Linked DNA regions of Homo sapiens: region 2 is linked to region 1. A link is a contact called in ENCODE Hi-C or POLR2A ChIA-PET data. All regions are on one chromosome and are shown on one strand. Each heading gives the region's core, a stretch centred on a gene start or an enhancer-like site at or near the end of the contact. The rest is flanking DNA. Distances are from core to core; before and after follow the strand shown. Region 1 holds the start of KIAA1549. Region 2 overlaps ZC3HAV1 (zinc finger CCCH-type containing, antiviral 1).

Region 1 (5,091 bases), core at 1,105-3,604:
TTGTTTTATGCCTTCAGAGCTGGGAGACTAAGGGACCCTAGGGACCTCACTTTCCACGGACACTTTGGTGTCCATGAGTCATTTCTAGTATCTCAGGGTTCCAATTTTTATTTTTACTTCCAGCTGATCAATCTCTTAATGGCAGGGCAAACACTATTGTCTTTGAGTTTGCAGAGAATGGAGAAGGAGACTCCTTTCTTTTTTCTTTTCCTTTTTTTTTTTTTTTTTTTTTTGAGATGGAGTCTTGCTGTGGCACCCAGGCTGGAGTGCAGTGGCGTGATCTTGGTTTACTGTAACCTCCGCCTCCTGGGTTCAAGTGATCCTCCTGCCTCAGCCTCCTGAGTAGCTGGGATTACAAGCACGTGCCACCATGCCTGGGTAAATTTTTCTGTGTTTTTATTAGAGACGGGGTTTGCCATGTTGGCCAGGCTGGTCTTGAACTCCTGACCTCAGGTGATCTGCCTGCCTTGGCCTCCCAAAGTGCTGGGATTATAGGCGTGAGCCACCGCGCATGGCCGAGGGAGGCTTTTTTCTCTGACACCAACGGGTCTAGTGTAGATGGCAGCTTGCAGGAGGCTGAGGCCAAATCTGAAGATGGAACCTCTTCACGGGCGGAATGCATGCTCTGGCTCAAACCAACGATTGTCTACTGAGGGCTTACTGGGGCTATGAGAAATCCTAAGCAGGATAGCACCATATTTGAATTTCATATTAATTTATTGGAGGTGGGGTGGGGGCTGTGTGTGCAAAGCATAAATTCATAAAAGATAAAACAACACAACAGGACAAGACCATTCAAGAGTTGCACGAAGGCAGTGGTTTGTGGTCAAATGTGCTGTTATAGAGAGTTCAGAGAATAAAGATAAGTGTGTGAATAAGAGGTCCCAGATCTATGGCCATGGTGTCCTGGGACCAGACATATCTGGGCAGTTTCTCTTAGGTACTTACCTGGGTGTGCACGCAGAACCCTCTTTGGGAGACAGGAGCAGTTACTGTAATAAACATAGGGGCTGTATGATGGGGGGTTACAATAACGTGTAAAAACACCAGGAACATCAACAAAAGCTTTTTTTAACCTTTATTCTCATTTTCCTTGAAACTACCAGGTTTCAAGTACCCACCTGTAAGGACCAGGTGTGTACCTACAGAAGAGTGCCCCTGTCCTATTCTTAGGAAGAACTATTCGCCAAGGGCAAGGAGTCCAGAAGAGTTGGAGCTGCAAGGCTGGGCAGCCCCTTCAAGGGCTGGGCCTGGCAGGGGAACCCGACTGAATAGCCGCGAGGATCCCTCTGCCAGTGTAATGATTCACCTTTTCCGCTGTCTGCCATAGTTTTTCTGCACGAGATAGTGTCCCCCACACACACCGTTAATATCTGCTTGATGCAACAATGCCAGTGGGATGCAACGATTCAAAACTTCCAATTCCTCCTCCCTAGACCCTGAAGCCACGGGGCGTCTTCAGAGTGACGTGCCTGGCACACAGTAGGTACTTGACAGATGTCAACTCCCTTCTTCCCGTTCCTCATTCCCCCCGCGGACTCCAACCCTCAAACGCTCTCTGGGCATTCTCTCCACCTCTCAGGAGCGCCACTTTCCCTAAAACGGCCTGGCCTTGCGGGTCTCCCCAGCTCCACGCCCATTCGCTTCAGCAGCCGCCTGCTCAAGGCCTGCTAAGTGCAGGGTCCCGCGGGCCTCCCAGGCCCTGAGCGCAGGGTCGCTTCCCGAAGACCCGCAGAGGTGGCCGCACCTTCTTAAGGCAGGAAGGCGGGGGAGAGCTGCGTGCGCTCTGCTCGCCCCTGCCTTGCACGCTGAGCTCTAGCGCAGGAGCCCGACTTTGTCTGGCTTTGTCCCCTCCGCGGCCCCGAGGCTGTCCTGAGAGCGCGGCGCCCCACACACCTGCTGCCCGCAAGGAGTCGGCGGGAGAGGAGGAGCGAGGGAGGCGAGAGGACCCCTCCCCCGGCTTGCCGGCCTACCCTGATCCGGGCGCCCCGGGGAACGCGCGGCGGGACCCGGGGTTGGGTGCGGGTCGGGGCGGCACCGCCCGGCCCAGGCCCCCCGAGCCCCTCGCGCTCCCTCCGGAAGGCGGGTCCTGGGGGAGGGCTGGGCCGCGCCGCCTCGCCGCCCTTGCCGCCTCTGCCGCGCCGAGCCCCGCGCACGCTGCCCCGGCCGCCCCGCAGGCAGGCAGGCAGGCAGGCAGGCAGGCGTCCGGCCGGCCGGGAGGGGGTGCTCGCCGTCCCGCGCCCGGGCCCGCGCGTTGCCGGGCAGCGGCTCCGAGGCTCCGAAGGGGGCGGAGCGGCAAGGCGGGCGTGCGGCTGGCGCCCCTGTCCTCGGTTCCGGCCCGGCCCGCCCCCGCCTCTCCGGCCTCCCTCCGCGCCGGTGCGCGGCGCCCCGTCCCAGCCGCAGCCGCAGCGGCCGCCCCTCCCGGACCCGAGAGCCGCTGAGCCGCGAGGCCGGGCCGGGGCGCCGGCCGGGAATGCCGGGGGCGCGGCGCCGACGCCGAGGCGCGGCCATGGAGGGGAAGCCCCGCGCCGGGGTCGCGCTGGCCCCGGGGCCGAGCGGCCGACGGCCTTCCGCCCGCTGCGCCCGCCGCCGCCGCCCGGGGCTGCTGCTTCCTGGCCTCTGGCTGCTGCTGCTGGCCCGGCCGGCCTCGTGCGCCCCAGGTAAGCTCCGCCGAGACCCTCGGAACGCGGCCGCGACCCCGCCTGCCTTTATCGCTGCTGTTTTCAAAACCCCGGCTTTCCCCGCCCATCCTCTTTTATTCTCCAGCTCCCTCGCCGTCCTTTCTGGAAGATGCTTTGCCATTCTTCTGGGGCCCAACAAATAAAGGCACGGGGGAAATAAATAATTAAAACGAACAAGCGAGCGGCTTCTGGCCGGTCTTGCTAAGGGGTCTGCAAAGCTGTTCTCTTGTCCATGGAACCCGAAGCGGGTCTGGTGGCTTCATCTCAGAATGTGCCTGGTTTTTCCTGCAGAATGCAGGCACCGGCGTGCTTTTTTGTCAAGGCTGTATGATGTGGCATATCGAATGTTTTGAGATACTTTATTGTCGGGGCGAAGAGGTGGATTCGAGGTGTGCTTTAAAAGAGTATTGCATTACCGGGACAAGCCCAGCGTCCCCCAGATGCGGGCAGGCCGGCCGTGTCCCCCCGTACAGCAGGACACAAAGAACATTCAAAGAAAACCTCTTGGAAAGCGCCCTGGCCACGGATCTTTCCAGGGAAATAGCTATTGGTATTACTTCTGCAAGGCATTATTAGTACAATGGAGTGTGAAAATATTTTGATTCTTAAGTGTCTGGGCATGAAAGGAGTAAGGGCTGTTTTTATAACAGATGCAATTTAGTGACTGTTCATCAGTATGGAATGAAGAGGCATGATTTATGAAGAAGCATAAGGGTTTTGTTGTGGAAGAAATGATTTAATTCCTATTGCTTCTCCAAAATGTTTATTTGTCCACCCTGAGCCTGTACACAGGATGGTCTGGAAACCGTCTCTGAGCTGACACTGCAGGCCAGCGATTGCCCCTGCACAGGCACTTGACCACTTTGAGGCGGAAAAGGAAAGGTGGAAGGAGCAGCTAGGGGTGGAGAGCTGCTGCACACAGAACAAAAACCAGAAAGCCGTGAACGCTGCTCCGAATCCTCCTTTCTCGTGGGAGCAGGGCCAAAGGGCTACTCAGTGGCTGGGAGGAATTGGAACACATTTGAAGGTGTCCCTTGGACCTGTGAGAATTATAACCAGTGCCCTAGAGGGGATGGTACAATAGAAGCACAGGGAGGACTTCAGGGATCATGGAACAGGTCCACTCTGCTTACCAAAGAGGAAACTAAGGCAGAGAAGTGCCTTGCTCAAGGTCACAGTCATCACTTTCCCTGCCTCCCACCCCCGCTCTTGGCCCATAGACATATCCACACCTGAAGCCTCTGCAGAGATTTCCCATAGCTGGGTGGAACCAGGGTTGGGGTGACAGAATGAGTCTCTTTTAGGCAGTATACAGCTAGTGCAAACACCTTACTCTAACCTAGGACCTCCCGTCTCAGTCCTGCTCCTGCGAGTTCCAGCCCTGTGTGTCCAGAGGAGAAGAGATCATTGTCAAGGGTCTCTTGGCTTTAGTCAACAAAGAGAGCCCATCTGATACTCGTGGATTCATCTGTCATAAGACACAGCAGATAAATGGTTTCCATCTCCTGAGTGCTTTTTGTGTGCCAGATGTTGAATTTTATATACACGATCCAATCACGTTGTGAGTTAGGCATAGTTATCCCCATTTTACAGATGAGGAAACTAAGGCTTTGAGTTTAGGTTGGTTTGGCTTCAGACTCTATGACATGCTTCCTTTCTGTGCCTGATGGCTTCCCCATATGAATGTGGCCATCTGGGTGTACTGCAGAGGTTGTGGAGAATATAAGTGCTTCTGGTAACTTTAAAATAAATAGTGAAGCTGTTTGCACTGCCCATCCCTAACCTTCTCTTCTTTGGAAGTCCTTTCCTGCTTCCCCTCTACCCCCAATACAAATATTCAACCTGGAGACATGAAATTAATAATATTTCCATTCTAGACCTGACATCATGGAAAGAGACTTCATCCTTTCACTGGTTTGTATATTGGCTTCAGCCGCTGCCAGGCTCATAGACTAGGAACTAAGAAGTGGAGGGCACAGCCCCTGTGCTCCAGGATCCAGCTGGAAACACAGAGCAGTGAAGGAAGTACAAACCCTTGCACAGACCATTCCCGGACAGGAAAGGCAGGATTCCTTATGGATGACCTGCTGGAGGTGACCCCATCTACTTGAAGACTGTGAGGAACGATCTTGGTGGAGGGTGGCTTCCTGATGTAGCTAGGGTGTGTGTAGGGTGCCTGGGCGGTGCTGTTGATCCTGGGAAGAGGGTGCGTTGCAGTTGCTTGGGCTGCCCTCCCAGTCCTGAGTGTGGTATTTTCACCAGGAGATTTGGAATGTAGGAGAGCTTTGCTGAACACTGCTGTGGTGGTTGGTTCTCTTTCTAAGGAATAAGCAGTGGTAGTCAGAAAATGGCATGGCTTAGACCTGTTTTGGACTTCCTATGTGAGGCAGCATTCCCTTCCGTGGCTGTC
Region 2 (5,091 bases), core at 1,443-3,942, 94 kb before region 1:
ATAATGAGTGGTTGTGTACTTTTCAGTCAGCCAAGTCTCAAGTAGGGCCACTCTATGGGTGTCCCTGCAGTGTCTAAACCTGTCTTTTTTGTTTGTTTTGAAGTTGTCACACATCTTCATTTTGAATATTTCAAAACAATTTAAACATAATATAAGGCAAATTTTGAAAAACAGAACTATCTTCTGTCTTCCTGTACTGTAGCTTATAACATCAATTCATTCTTCAGCCGGCATTCCTGCAATGGCTGTCTTTTGTATGCCTAGCCCTGTGCCAAATATGTAAGGGGGATGTAAGCTAAACCATAGTGCAGCCTTCTCTTTAGTAAGTTTATAATTAAGGTAGGGCATGAAAACATCCATAAAATGCCAGGCATGGTGGCTTACGCCTGTAATCCCAGAACTTTGGGAGGCTGAGGCAGGTGGATCACTTGAGGCCAGGAGTTCAAGACCAGTCTGGCCATCATGGTGACAACCCATCTCTACTAAAAATACAAAAATTAGCTGGGCGTGGTGGCACATGCCTGTAATCCCAGCTACTAGGGAGACTGAGGCAGGAGAATTTCTTGAACCCGGGAGGTGGAGGTTGCAGTGAGCCAAGACTGCGCCATTGCACTCCAGCCTGGGCGACAGAGTGAGTGAGATTCTGCCTCAAAACAAAAACAAAAACAAACAAAAAATTTGCAAATGGGAAAACTGCGTGAAGTAAGTAAAAACATATAAAAAATTAACCCCCAACTGACTATTGGGTACTGGCTAAAGGAATGCAAAAAATACAAGTCAGATGGGGATGGAGTGAGATTCGTTAAGAGAATCTTTCTGGAAGAGATGAACTGTAGGCCAGGGCTTCAAGGAAATAAAGGCTGTTGCCTCTGCTGGAGAGCATTTTGGCTTCATACACTTGGGGGGGTGCAGAAAGGGTAACTAAATTTCTGGTTACCTCGAATTTCTATCTGGGTGGAGTGACTTTGGGGGCAGTGGGGAATTTTTGTTTCCTTTTCTTTTTCTTTTTTTTTTTTGAGACAGAATTTCACTCTGTCACCCAGGCTGGAGTGCAGTGGGGTGATCTCGGCTCACCGCAACCTCCACCTCCCAGATTCAAGTGATTCTCCTGCCTCAGTCTCCCGAGAAGCTGGGATTACAGGCACCCACTACCATGCCTGGCTAATTTTTGTATTTTTAGTAGAGACAGGATTTCACCATGTTGGCTAGGCTGGTTGTGAACTCCTGGCCTCAAATGATCCGCCTGTTTCGGCCTCCCAGAGTGGTGGGATTACAGATGTGAGCCACCACACTCTGCCTGAATTTTTGTTTTCTGATGAGTCTCCAAGGTAATGAAGGAACCTGGATAATGGACACACAGCAGTGTCAGCTGGTATAGATGGAACCTGTCTGGCAGGGGGCAGGGCAGGCATGGATGGGGAAAGCTGGCAGTGAACTTGACTGAATTGGTTAGAATCCCTGCTCAACAGTCCCTCAGACCCCTTCTTTGTCTTTGTAGGTAGCTGCAGCAAAGTCCACTTCCATCTGCCTTACCGGTGGCAGATGCTTATTGGTAAAACCTGGACGGACTTTGAGCACATGGAGACGATCGAGAAAGGCTACTGTAACCCCGGAATCCACCTGTAAGTTGGTGGCTGTACTCTGGCTTTCAAGAGTCCAACATTATCAAAGGGAAGCATTAGTGCTAGGCTCAGGGGAAAAAGAAAAAAACACTTTTCCATCAGAATCCCATTCGAGTGTGAAATACCTCTTGAGATAAAAAATGGCAAATGCCTGCCGAGTTAATGAAGGAAAACCACAGCTGGGTGGGTTTGAGGTCACACTGAGCCTGGCTAATACCAGAGATCCTGGGAATGTTTGCTAACTCAAATGAAACAAACAGTGACATGATTATTTGTTTAGTTGACAGTTGTCTGTGTCCTGCAAAAAAACACAGTTCAGTGTCCGGCTCGTATCCTGATCAGTTCATCACAGAACTATTAAAAGTACTAAATGATTTAGGACAAAAGAGCCTTTGGCTTAACTTCATAATTTAAAAACACGGTTTGAATAATTTCATATAGTTTTACTGTAGAATTTTGTTGTATACTTTAGCATTTAATACCTCCCTTATGTTTGCTATTTTCTCTAGCAAGGCATCTAAGAGGGTACCTTACATTTCTGCTTCTGGCCGAGCGTGGTTGCTCATGCTTGTAATCCTAGCACTTTGGGAGGCTGAGGCAGGAGGATCACTTGAGCTCAGGAGTTCGAGATCAGCCTGGGCAACATGATGAAACCCTGTCTCTACCAACAATACAAAAACTAGCCAGGCATGGTAGCACGCACCTGTGGTCCCAGCTACTCGCTACTCGGGAGGCTGATGTGAGAGGATCACTGGAGCCCAAGAAGTTGAGGCTGCAATGAGCCGTGATTGTGCTACCACACTCCAGCCTGGGTGACAGAGTGAGACCCTGTCTCAAAAATAAATAAGTAAAAACATTTCTCCTTCTGGAAGAGCTGAAATGGGTGATACCCATATGACCGTATTTATCTATGGTGTGCAGGGATATAAGAAACATCCCAGTTTTATAAGGAAATTCTTAAGGGGGAAAAGTTACATTACTTTTCATCATATGAGAATTTAGTGATTTGAGGGTGGAGATTCTGTGTTGCTGGATTTTTACCACTAGAGGGCGACATGAGCTACTTTCTGGTTGCTAGGTCTATATTTCCGCTCCCAGGCAAGTGGAGAGCCGGGTTTCTCAACCTCAGCACTACTGACGTTTTGGGCCAGATTCTGTTTAGCACTATTCCTAGCCTCAATCCACAGATGACAGGAAGCACCACCCCCCCACCAGCCCCACTGGTTGTCCTAACCCAAAATGTCTTCAGATGTTGTAAAATACCCACTGAGGTCAAAATCGTTCCTGATTGAGAACCACTGATCTAAGAGGTCTTTCTTAGAGCAGCAATTCTCAAACTTTTTGGTCAGAGGACTCCTCAACACTTAAAATGTATTCAGGATCCCAAAGAATTTCTGTTTGTGTGGAATATAGCTATCAATATTTACCATATTAAAAATTAAAACTGAGAACAATTATATATTTGATTCACTTAAAAATAAGAATAAGCTTGCTATATGTTAACATAATGAACATGTTTCATGTAACTATATTTAATACTATATACATATTCATGTATATCCATTTAATATACATACCCAGGTATATAACTGTGTGTATTTATTTACATATTTATATATAATATTTATATGGATAATTATAAAATAACTGTTTTCCAAAACAAAAAATTTATTGAGAGGAGTTTTATATTTTTGCAAATTAATGTCTGGCATAATAGAAGATAACTAGATTCTCATATCCGCTTCTTTATTCAACCTGCTGTGAAATCATATATTGTGTAGCCTCTGGAAAATTTCATCGTGTATTCCTGAGAGAATGAAAGTGAAAAAAGCAAATAATGTTTAATGTTATTATGAAAATCACTTTAACCTTGCCAATTTTCTGCAAGGGTCTCCACATTTTGATAACGATTTAAATAATAATAAATAATTTTAAAAATGGACCAAATGCGAATTTCTAACTTACTTTATAACATTGAGCCAATCAGGAGTTTTGTGGGCACAGTTTTATTTTGGGATATTTTCTGAGGGAAGAATACATTATGTAACACCATTAATTATGTGGTGCAGGCGAGTCACTTTCCTCTCTGCGTTTCCGTTTTTCTTTTATGTGTAGGACCTGGAGCCATGGAAAGAAAACTTGAAGATCTATTTTAGCCCTGAAAGTTTAATTCTGTGCTCTCATTAGGGAAGACGAGATTGTAGAAAACAGGGGTCAATGAAGCATTATGTTAACTTAATACTTTTCTCTCTCAGCTGTTCTGTAGGAAGTTATACAATCAATTTTCGGGTAATGAGTTGTGATTCCTTTCCCATCCGACGCCTCTCCACTCCTTCTTCTGTCACCAAGCCAGCCAATTCTGTCTTCACCACCAAATGGATTTGGTATTGGAAGAATGAATCTGGCACATGGATTCAGTATGGAGAAGAGGTGAGCACTGTTCCTCCTTGTAGGGGGCTCTTGTTTAAACTTGTCAACTTAAAAAGAACACTGTTGGCTGGGCACGGTGGCTCATGCCTGTAAGCCCAGCACTTTGGGAGGCTGAGGCAGGTGGATCACCTGAGATCAGGAGTTCGAGACCAGCCTGGCCAACATGGTGAAACCCCATCTCTATTAAAAATACAAAAATTAGCCAGGCGTGGTGGCAGGCGCCTATAATCCCCGCTACTCTGGAGGCTGAGGCAGGAGAATCTCTTGAACCCGGGAGGTGGAGGTTGTAGTGAGCTGAGATTTCGCCACTGCATTCCAGCCTGGGGGATGGATTGAGACTCTGTCTCCAAAATAAATAAATAAATAAAATAAAAAGAACACTATTAATAAAATGTTTGAAGCCTACATGGTTACCCGTGGAGTGTGGTAGAGGAAGTGGTATTTTTTTACTTTGTACACAGCTATATTCAATTTTTTTTCAGCAAACATGTACTCCAATTGCAGTCATACATTAAAGTATATATTAATTTTTATTTTTATTTATTTATTTATTTTTGAGATGGAGTTTCACTCTTATCACCCATGCTGGAGTGCAATGGCGTTATCTTGGCTCACTGCAACCTCCATCTCCTGGGTTCAAGCGATCTTCCTGCCTCAGCCTCCCGAGTAGCTGGGATTACAGGCATGCACCACCACCACACCCAGCTAATTTTTGTATTTTTAGTAGACATGGGGTTTCAACATGTTGGACAGGCTAGTCGTGAACTCCTGACCTCAGGTTATCCGCCCACCTCGGCCTCCCAAAGTGTTGAGATTACAGACGTGAGCCACTGCGCCCGGCCATATATTAATTATTTTTAAGGAACCGCTTGAGACATGTCAGCTGCACTTCCCTCTTTCCTCACCATGAGAGGGGAGGGTGGAACCTTGAGATAGCTTTCTATGTATAAACACATAAAATGTACAGAGACTACTGCTTTGAGCTGGAAAAGAGGGTGAGAGTGAGAACTTAAAGGACTGTATGGATGATGGCATGGTT

Evidence for each region. A loop is a pair of places that touch in the nucleus more often than their neighbours do. ChIA-PET counts read pairs that join two places held with the same protein, here RNA polymerase II (POLR2A). Pooled maps may share reads with other maps.
Region 2: a pooled map shows a loop between it and region 1 (5-fold over the local background). The contact joins the enhancer-like site here to the promoter of KIAA1549 in region 1. A Hi-C loop is called at or near these places in 9 of 50 pooled maps. POLR2A ChIA-PET finds 5 or more read pairs at or near these places in 5 of 52 experiments (T-cell, WTC11, activated CD4-positive, alpha-beta T cell and 1 more).

What each region holds. Positions count from the first base shown.
Region 1 is chr7:138,978,652-138,983,742 of GRCh38, reverse strand. KIAA1549 reads left to right here and starts at 2,354. Exons shown (of 20, transcript NM_001164665.2): 1 at 2,354-2,660. The coding sequence starts at 2,474. RefSeq lists enhancers at 1,577-1,926, 2,549-3,435 and silencers at 1,907-2,036, 2,057-2,436, 2,477-2,606, 3,446-3,740.
Region 2 is chr7:139,072,817-139,077,907 of GRCh38, reverse strand. ZC3HAV1 (zinc finger CCCH-type containing, antiviral 1) reads left to right here. Exons shown (of 13, transcript NM_020119.4): 6 at 1,499-1,622; 7 at 3,878-4,052. Among named protein-coding and RNA genes, the nearest start is that of MIR10399, 31 kb to the right of the region's middle. Within about 2 kb of position 2,692, at least 18 of the 41 ENCODE cell types and tissues checked have a DNase peak (open chromatin) inside an H3K27ac peak, as active enhancers do.